2 separate regions of the Homo sapiens genome follow, and region 2 is linked to region 1. A link is a loop called in an ENCODE intact Hi-C map of the cell type or tissue named here. Cell type or tissue: GM12878. All regions are shown on one strand. Each heading gives the region's core, and the rest is flanking DNA. Links, peaks and the distances in the headings are about the cores only. Region 1 has its middle 76 kb from the start of CAMK2D. Region 2 overlaps UGT8 (UDP glycosyltransferase 8).

The links. Peaks named below come from ENCODE experiments on the same cell type or tissue, not always from the same donor. Only the 100,000 strongest peaks of a DNase experiment are listed, where the experiment ranks them.
Region 2: it touches region 1 in a loop (4-fold over the local background); 1 of 110 quality-filtered maps calls a loop at or near these places.

Annotation. Positions count from the first base shown.
Region 1 is chr4:113,834,601-113,839,997 of GRCh38, forward strand. No RefSeq gene overlaps it. Among named protein-coding and RNA genes, the nearest start is that of CAMK2D, 76 kb to the left of the region's middle. In GM12878, for the core only: no CTCF peak of the experiment used is centred there; a DNase peak (open chromatin) is centred at 3,031; H3K27ac peaks cover 2,121 bases.
Region 2 is chr4:114,600,910-114,606,306 of GRCh38, forward strand. The region is part of intron 1 of UGT8 (UDP glycosyltransferase 8); the gene reads left to right. Among named protein-coding and RNA genes, the nearest start is that of UGT8, 4.8 kb to the left of the region's middle. RefSeq lists an enhancer at 2,387-2,596. In GM12878, for the core only: no CTCF peak of the experiment used is centred there; DNase peaks (open chromatin) are centred at 1,082 and 2,742; H3K4me3 peaks cover 337 bases; H3K27ac peaks cover 920 bases.

The sequences.
Region 1 (5,397 bases), core at 255-5,254:
AATCACTTGAGTATAGCAGCACAATTAAAACCCATTAATAAGAAACCAGGAGGAAGAAAACAGATACCCCGGACCCAATTAGCTGAACAATGAACTGCAAGAGCTGTATAGAAATAGAATCCATCATAGCACCAAGAGTTAAAATATACCATCAAATCCCTTAGGAAAATGTACAAGTACCCTGCACACACGTATACGTGAGGTTGCACAGTAAACTGGATGTATTTTTTATTATAAAATGTGGGGCCAGCTAATTTAAATAACCATTTTTATCATTTTTATAAGGTTCAAAGTCTTATAGATATTGTTAAATATAGAATCCTAAGTGGAATGATCCAACATCTAGCTTTTACAGTTAGGATCCTGGTGCTTTGATCGGTAAAAACCTGGAGAGAGGTAAGTATCAGAATTAGGACTTTATGAAATATGCTACATGTTTCATATGTATTCCTGTTATATGGAGAATAATTTGAGACAGAGTGCACAAGTAATTTGACCAATGTTACCCACACGGGTAACAGTACACAGTTCAGTTCAGAACCTGAGCTCTGAGCTGAGGCTGTTTCCTTTATTCACTGCTGCTTCAAGGCTCAGGAAATACCTCCTGCCTTACCCTTGAGTGGATTCAGGGTGGAAGGCATTACTCACAATTGTCCTGGTGGTAGAAGCAGAATTCCTGTATTTACTCACTGATTATTTTTGTTCTGGACATTGGGCCCCTCTGATGTTAATATAAATATCACATTAATTTTTTTAAAAAAGAATTAATACTCTCATGGTGACAGCCACAGTTTACAAATGATGTTGCTGAAAGTAACAATACTTCACTTTAAGGAAAAAGATGCGATTGGTATCTACTAGCAAATTAGCATACTTTTTCGTCTGAGTAAGTTTAAAGTCTTTTGCTGAATGTCTGACAGAATTATATTGAGTCAAAGCAATAAAGATGGTGATGAATTCTATACATTCTACCTCTTAAAGGTAGTTTTGGTTCAGAGAAGAGAATTTTGGATTACAATTACATAATTATGCCAAAATGTGTTTACAAGAATAAGTAGGCAACAATTGCTCCTTCTTAACAACTGCAACTTTGGCAAAATGCATAACTTTCAGAGATTCTCAGGATCTAAGAGAAAAAGATTCATTAGAACTGTAGACATTAATGATGTCTAGTTGAAAACATATTTTCAGCAGTTAGCACTTCTAGAATTGGCATCAGCTTAAATGTTTTTAATCTGCTCACATAAAAGGAAATTATATATTAAATGTTCAAAGCAATTATTTTTTGTGTTTAACAAAATCTTGCATTAGGAATATGACATAGATGAAAATGAAGTACATAAAAATAAACAAATTGCCTCTCTCACTTTTGGCAGCACCTAATTTTATGCAGTTATCTTTAATATTATATCAACTACTCATTTTTCCACAAATATGCATGAAAATCATGTTAAATATTTTTTAAAGGCATTTGCTATCTCTTGAGCGAAATTCTTGATATTCTGCTCTTATAATATTCCCAAGGACAATAAAAAAGTATACGCTGTTTTCAAGGGCAATTGCTCATTAGCAGTGGAGCTGACATGTCCAATTCAAAGCATTGGTAAGTCAGCCCCGAGTGAAATGGACACAGCTGGATTACTTTACCTAGTTTTACATGGCTAATTCAAAGTACAGCTTATTGATTTAAGGATAAAACATCATACCCTGTTAAACAATGTAGCTTGGCACCCATTTGACTTAGGAAAAATCTAATTCAATACAGCCAAATGTTTATATATACAAAGGAAAGTACTAAGACACTACGATGAAGATTAACAAGTAGTTTTTAAGACTACATTGCAGACATGTTTACATCACTAAGTATGTTTTGCTTAAAGTGTTCTAGATTTCCTGAGTTATTAAAATATATAAAACAAAAATATAACTCATATACTTAAACGTATACACACATATATACCTGAAAATAAAAATTGATAAATAGCATCACATCAAACTATTTTAAAGCAGGAATATACAGAGACTGTAATGTGGAGACTTCAATAATTTGGACCAGAAGGAATAATGGTCCTCTGTGCGAAGAGGACAGAAAACTGGGGCCAGAGCTGAGGGAATTAACCTGGCTTTTTTGCTGAGTTCGCATCAGAAGGGTGGCCAGCATCCAACATATAATGTTCAAAGGGTGGTGAACTCTTTGGACAGAGGGCAAGGCAGAAAAGATCTGCAAGAGTAGCCACAGTCAGTATTGGGTAGATGGCCATGTGGCTCCTGATGATCTCTCAGTAGACCAGGATTATAGGGAGCAAGATGAAGCCCCCAAAAGCTGAGCCAGTGCCCCTGTGTTCTAGTCTCAGGGGATAATGCTGCTGAAGGCCTGAAAAGCACAGCTATTTAAATGGTGTGCAGATTTTACAATCAGTTAGACCTGGATTATAATCCTAGCTCTCCCACATACTTGTCATGTTATGTAACCTTTTTAAGTTTAACCTCTCTAAATCTCAGTTTAATCACTGATAAAGTAGAGCTAAAAATACTTAGTTCAGAATATTTTGTGAGGATCATGTGATGTAGAATCTAGTGGTTAAGGATTCAGGGACTGAGAATGTAAAGATTAAATTATAGGTTCTGGAACCGGACTCCTTGGATGCCAATTTATGTATTTGGGTAATTTTACTTAATTCTCTCTGCTTCAGTTTTCTCATCTCTGTGAATGGGGAGCTAAGTGCTCCTATCTTTTAGGGTTTGTTGTTAATGCCGGGTATGTAATAGTAATCAATGAGGTTAATTATCATTATCTGTGCCATTATATGAACATACAAAAGACTTTTGTTGTTGCTACTATTTTTGTTATTAAGACAAGAATATTTACATGAGCTAAACATGGCAGTGATGAGAAAGCTGTGATTAGTGAAGACCTGTGAAACCAGGGCTCCTCTAAAATTTAAAGCCACAAGCTTAATTCCAGATATGTTGAAATAGGTTCTATGCTGAGCATGTGTGATTTGCCATTACCAAGAATGACTCAGCATCTGAGTAAGTAAGGATCACTCTAAATGAAAAGGCCATAAGCTAAGGCTGAACAAGAAAAGGGAAGTGAGAAAATACAAGACCATGCAGCCAGCATTGTAAGTTTTAAGAAGAAAACTAGATACGTGCCTACTGAGAATTTTGTTATGTCTTTCTCAGAGTTATTATAACATCCCTGGCTTGTTCTGCTCTGCTAAGAAGCTGCTGAAGATGTGTCACAATAAGTCATTTCTCACTGGGATCATCCCTTTAATTGCATTTTTAAAAAATGTACACTAAAGAACATTACTAGACACTTAGATTCTCAAGATCTTAATTTCCTTAGCTGAAAAATTGAGGGATTGTATAAGTTCTGTAATAACCTTTCAATTGATAAGTTATATGATTCTATGATCACATACCATATTTGGCTTTCCCTAGCATGCCACCTTCAGAGAGAGGAATGTGTGATAGTTGTAGCCACATTTTAGGAAGGTCCTTAGGGAACTTCATGTAATTAAAAACCTTTGGTTAAAGTCCACTGCCATAAATTCAGTGCTATAATGGGCTCTATTCAGTAGAGATTTCAATTTATAACATGTGTACATTAAATAAGGTAATTTATAATGAACCAAAGCCTGAGGGAGATCTGACTATTTTTCAGTACATTGTATTTTACCATTTTCTATTACAGGGTAGAACTGCCTATAAGGGGAATTGCTTCAAAATTTATGTTACGATTCATATTGGAAGCTTCTCACTTCACTTGATTCATTAAATCTTATAGCTATTCTAAATTCTGAAGTACTCCTGGCTTTGTACATATTATCTGTCTCAATAGTCATCATTACTTCTTCAGAAGCATTTTGCTTTTTTTCTCCTATGATATATGATGAAGCAACAATTATAACTGACATCTTCTAAGAGTAGCATGTGGCACCCTGTGCTCAGTGGGTGAGCTGCATTATCTCATTTAATCTTCATAGGAACCCTGCAAGGCAGGTGCTATCAGTACCGCTATTTTATAGAAGAGTAAACTGAGGTTTTGACAGTGTCACTATCTTGCTCTGGGTTACACAAGTGGCGAAGTTGGGACACTCTGGCTACTAATTTCACACTTCTAATTACTCAGCTTTCTAGATGACCATGAGGGAGGGATTGACAACAAAGATGGCAAAAGCTTCTGCATTTAAATGTGCAACCTTCACTAACAAAAAAACCTCAAAATGTTCAAGTGTACTTTGAGCACTTACCGTTATTTTGTAGAATTTGGGAATTCTTTCTAACGGCAAGTATTTTGTTTTCTAAAAGTCTGTCCACTGTACTTTTCTCAGATGGACAAATCTATTAAAATCTATTTTTAGTAAAACTAACAATTCATCCATGCTTTCAGTAAGTTCAGTAATTATTTCTTTTTGGAAGTGGCTTATAAAACTTCCCTGGAGCATCTTTGCCTTTTATGCTCTTGAAAAAATAAATTATTCTGAGTTCCCTCTGTCCTTAAAGAGCTGTTATTACTAACTGAATCCTTAGCATCACAAATAGGCCAAGGGGTAAGAGGCTTTTATTGATACTGTTCATTAAAATATTCATAACTAGGAATTTAAGATGCATTCCCTGTTGAGTGCAATCAAGCTATTATTGCATTTGTGTATCTTTCACCTAGCTTTTTGGAAGTAATTTTCCAAACTATAAAAAGTGTTAGATCTTATAAGTGGAGCACATACTTTTGGTGTATTGTGGGAGACTGGGAATGTGACAGACGCTTTTTCTCTCCCCAGGATGTCTTGTCAATTAATTCTTTAACCACTAATTGATGGGTGGTACAAGACACTGGGCTAGGTACTTTGACAGATACGGAAAATACAAGTATATGGTCCCTGGGACAAAAAGATGTATATTTAAAGAAATCAAGAACAACTTATAAAGTCTCACGAGAATACTGACAGCACTAAATTCTTTACAGAGAGAGGAATTTGTGTGGTGTTGTTTTGGAAGATTTAATAGAAGTGGTGAGCTTTGAGCTTGTTTCTGAAGGATGAACAGGAGGTAAAGGCCGGGAGGGATACAATAAACTAAATCTAGAGGCAGGGCCATAACCTCAAGACATGCTCAGGACAGCAAATATGTCCTCCCAGCTAAAGGGAATATGTGTGTAAGGGCAAAATGAAAAAAAAAAAAAAATGAGGATAGTGTGTATCCAGGTGGTAAAGAAGCTTGAAGGCTAATTTAAGAAGTTGGATCTTAATCATCAAAAGAGGCAATGAAAGTTTGTAAAATGGATAATCAACATGGTGGTAAAAACAATTTTTAAAGAAAGATAAAAATCATGACTCTCCTACAAGGAAGAAAATAAACATTCATTAAAGATGATATTGTGACGGTGGCCTG
Region 2 (5,397 bases), core at 217-5,216, 770 kb after region 1:
TACAAGGTTAAGTTGACATCTAGTGTTGTGTGACTTAGTATTATACAAGTCTTTAAAAACTACAATAAAGCATAGTGCCCCGATATTTAGTAAAGGCTTGATACTCTATTAGGAGGTTGGGCATAACTGAACAGAAACTATACTTCTGACTTTTTCCAGGTAATACTACTATACAGGTTCAAACTCTTTTTAAATCTAAGATTTCCAGAGGACTATGCTTGTTGTATTTAAGCTTGGTACGCGTCTTAGAATAAATAAACCAATGCAGTAAATAAAGATGCTTATGACAATTTTTTTGGATAAAAACTACTTTTCGTTTAAAGATTTTGACAGTTTACATTTCCCAATAATTTAAATTAAAACATTTTATTGCACCTTATGAACAACTATCAGCTTCATTACCATTTAAATATTGCTAAAAATCCCATCTTCAATCCTCAAATCCTTTTTAAAATCATGCACCTGTTTATCAAATAATATCAATTTGTTGCTTTTTAATTCATACTAGGATTTTCCAACATACACCTGGGAATTTCTAAGATATCCTTGGAGAGTGAGAACTTTGATTATTTATGCAAGATATAGTATCTCATTTATTTGACCTCATCTGCATTGGTACTTATTTACATAAGCACATTTTCTCGGTAGCTGACTCTTCACACCGTTTATTACTGAAACTTAAAAAAAAAGAGCCATTATAACCCACAAGCAATTTCTAAATCTTACTGTCTTCCTTGTTCCCTTGGAGAATATTGGATATAAGTTATTCTTTCTTGTTGGGTTGTCTTTATGAATTCATAAAGAATTGAATAGTGCTATTCGCTGAGGTGTATAGAGCTGTTTTTGTTTATAGTAAATGGTCTCAGCCTGCTGGGTTGAAATACTAGAATAGAGACAGAAGTACCATTCTTCTTTTTATGTTTTTTTTTTTTTTCTGGGTCCTCTTTCTGTTATTGGCTATCACTTTCTGCTGCTGTCAGACTGTGAGTGGGCCCTGCTGCTCTATTATCTGTTGTCTTTTTTTCCATCAAATGATGTGGGCTATTGCCCGAGTGTAAATCCTGTAGACTTTGTGACAGACACTTTCAGTTTACGTGCTTTATTTGTGGTTTGGACTGTGAACTGAAATGTTTAGGTTTCCAGAAGGGTGACCTCTATATAAAAGGTTTTAATGTACCTTTTATAGAAAAAATTTGTGTATGAGATCTTTAGGAGGGTGTATTAATTTCAGACAATTCAGTCTTCTGGAATATCTTGGTGTTTCTGAGAAACTGAAGCAGCCTTTAAAAAAAAGTTTACTTTCTTATGATAGGCCCAGATCGTCTTTGTTTAGGAATATGTATACTAGAATATTTTACATATTACTTTCTGCCATTGAAACTTACTAACTATAATGTAGTGTAGTTAATATTTTTCTACCCCGGAAGTCCAGAATAAGAAGTATGATTTGAGAATCCTGCTAACCATACTTGAGGCTACATGAATTATTTAAATATTATTTTGCAAATCTACTTATGGAGGAGGTACATAATCAAATACATATGATTAAAATGGTTTAATTTGATCTTGAAAACAGTGGTAATCATATCTCCTTAATCTGAAGCATTTCACAAACATTCATTCTTTTATTCAACAAATATTTGTTAAAAGCATACTGTGTGCCAAGCACTGTGCTCTGGGGATGTGCATACAATTAAGGCCCTGGGAGGGCTCTAGGTTTAAAAGGGGGAGACAAGGAGGAAACAGGCTATTTTCAATATCTACAGTATAGTGCTGGCTGTTCTGTAAGTGCCGTGATAGAGATACACACACAGTACCCTGAGCAGAAATTTGGAAGTGGTCAATTCTGTGTGGGGACAGGAGATTTGAGGGTTTCTTAGAGGGTGACATAAAAGATGAATCACTGGAGGCAGGAGCAAGATCATGGAGGGCTGTTTGCCATTCTCAGGAGTATGGACTATTTTCAGTTTAAGGTTGTTTTAAACAGAGGAGCTATGTGATGAGAAAACAGCTCTTACAGCAAGCAATCTAGAAGGATGGATCTGAGGAATGTGAGATTTGGATGGTAGTTTAGAAGATATTGGGGTGGCTTTGGTAAGAGAGGTTGAGGTCCTTGTACCAAAGTGTTGGCAGTGGGATGAAAAAAAGGGGTTTGGTTACAACGATATTCAGGTGGTAGAACCTCTAAGATTAGGTGACCAATTTGGTTGGAGGATTGGGAGTGGGTGGTATAGGAGGATGGGATGGGAACTTAAAAGGAGATCCAGATTTGAGAGCAAGAGTGATAGAGTTCAGTTTTAGACATGTAGAACTTGAAGTGCTTATAGAAAATCGAACTGGAGATGTGTGTCCAGTGAATCATTGTATGTGAGTTCTGAGCACAGAGGTCCTGGGCTAGATAGGCAGGTAGATAAATGGTAGGTAGATAAATGGATAGACACACAGAAACATTTAGGAGTTTTCAGTGTATAGGTAATTATAAACCGTGAAAGTTGATAGGTTTTCCAGGGCAAGTACCAAAAGTTAATAGGGAAACAGAGGCCTGGGGAGATCCTAAAATTTAAGAGTTGGGTAGAGAAATAGGAAGCAATAAAGAAAAACGAGAAGGTACAGAACAAGAGAGGCAAGAGGAGAGTTAGGAGGGTGTAACTTTTAAAAGCAGCTGAAAACTGAGAAAATTTCAGAAAGTGAGAAGGTCAGGTACTGAAATGAGGGGGTGTTAGACAGTCTCGGTTCCCACCCCCTCTCGAGCCCCGAATAGCTCTGTGACCTTGAGCTCACAATTTAGTTTCATTTCCTCATTTAGCAAATGAGGGGAGAAGCACCTACTTTATAGGGCTACTGTGAGGATCAGATGAGATAAAATCTATCAAGCACAATGCCTGGGAGGTTACTCCTTTGTGTTTAACAAATGCTACCTGTTTTATGGAAACCAGGACTTGGATTTGTGATTAGAAGGTCCGTAGTCATTTTTGCTTTCACAAGTACTCGCTCTCAGAATTCACAGAGAGTGATTGAAAATATATTTTTAAGATGAAAATTTGATCATACTTTTAACTTTTTTGGTTAGAGGCCAGTAGAATAGCAGCCATTGAAAGTTTTGAAGGGAGCAGAGGGAGCCAACTGAACAAAAGTCCTTGAAGAGAGAGTGGAAGTTGCCTCAAGAGCGTTGCAGAGATGTTGGGTTTCTCAGGACAATCCATGCTTCCGCCAGTCAGGAGGGTCTGGTGGCATATGCATTGTGTTTAAAAAGCACCTGGTAATTAAACCTCCAGGTTTCTAATGTCTTGTTTAAAGTACTCTTAGTATTTTAAGTGTGTTCTAGTTCCTTAGATAATCTATAAGGACATTGATTATACATTTTAGTATTAGCTGAAAATAAACTCAGAAAACAATACAGATGATTTCAAAATTTAACAAAATGTAATTTAATATTTGATGATTCCAAAGGCACCTCTATACCTCATAGGGTCTTAAAAATCAACATGTGAAAAATAATTATTAGCCTGTGTAATAGGGGAAGGACTGATTTGTAGAGGTTTGTTTGCTTTTTTTTTTTTTTTCCCCCAATTAAGACTACTATGGTAATATTTAAATATACCTACTTTTTTCCTAGGATTTTCTGTTTGGATGAAGTGATGCTTTATATTAGAGATTAATAAACATTTTAAATTAGATTTCTATTTTAATATGTGTATAAGTTTTTTACTCTGTAATTACTGCATAATTTGAGAAAATGTTTACATCTATGCAGTGGTTTGGAAGTCAACCAACAATTGCACATAGTACATATTGTTTACTAATTGGTTATAAGGCATATAATAAATATTTGTTGTCCCAATACATGTTTGTTGAATAAAACAAAATTAGATATTCCATATTTTTAAGATGAAATGAATTTTATATCTGTAGTTTTAATATTTAATCATATTCTTTACCTGAAAATCGCTAGCCATACTTTTCGTTTTCAGCACTTCTCTATTTTGCAGTTGTGTTTCAGTGCTTTTTTTTTTCCCACTGTGCTTAGTCCTTCACGATTTATGGCCCTGTTATTTGTAAAGCATAGTAATCTAAGCAGGTGATTTTCAGTTTAGGATTTCTTCTAGTTCCATGTTGTATATTCACCAAGTCAGTTTTAGACTATATATTGTCATGCTCAGCACTCCCTTACAGAGATAACAGATGCCAAGTTGAAATTGACTTATACAGAATGCCACACTTAGGTAAGTGTTTAGGAGTGCATAGCCAAAATAAAAATGGTACCTTTGGTTTATGAATGGCAGGGCATCTAGGACAGTGTAGGTCAGTTCGTATTCTCTGGATGGACATTTATGTAAATATTAAAACATTTAGATTAGATGGAAAGATGTATAGTAGGAACATTTCAGAGATACTGTTTCCTTGTAGCATTGTACTATTTATCTGAATTGTTAATTTGGAATAATCACTATATTGATTTTATTTTGAAGATATAATTTATTTCCATTGACTTGATATAAATAACAGAAATGCATCTGCAAGGAATCCAGTTCATTAAAGAAATTTACATTCGTATCTGATTTGGTAAATATGTGCTTGATTTGGGAATATTATATAACAAAATATTTGTGAAATCATTTTGTACTTTTTAATTGTTTTGAAGAAATTTAATACTCAAAATATTTCAAGACACCAAATCATGACTTTTTAGTTATTACATTAAGCTATAACTTGCTTTAATGAGTAAAAACTGTGGGGCTAATTTTCTTCCAAGTGAAACATCAAGTTTAAATAATGTGCACATGAATTTACAAAGTAGAATCAAGTGTGCAAATATGCTATATGTTCTGTAATAGGTTCTTGAAAAGCTGTATATAAACTCAGCTTTTATAAGTTGAGTCATATTTATAGAATAAGAAAATAGGGCAAACATTTAACACTTCTTAAATATTAAGTGATGGGCATACAGATGTTTGTTATGTTAATCTTTATATTTTTCTGTATGTTAGAAATAGTTTACAGAAAAAAATTGTGGTTAGTGACATTAAAGCACATTATATATTAAATATACTCAGGGACTTTGAAATTTAAAGCAATATCAACATACAATTTACCATAGAAAAAATCCTATTCTGATTTTATTAATACCTGTTTTGCAAATTCAGAATTTTTAATGGGTTTAATTAAGCAGATACACACACAACAACAACAACAACAAAAAACTTGGACACACTTCTGTAACACATCTTGAATATAGTCTCATCTGTTGGAATTTTTTAAACTTCTACACTTAAGTCTTAATCTGATTCTCCCTCATCCTCATAATATTCATTATTCAGAGGAGAGGCATCAACAGGAAGAATTCAATTTTACTTAAATAAAAATTTTTTACTAGCAACGGAATGAGTGATTCAGTGG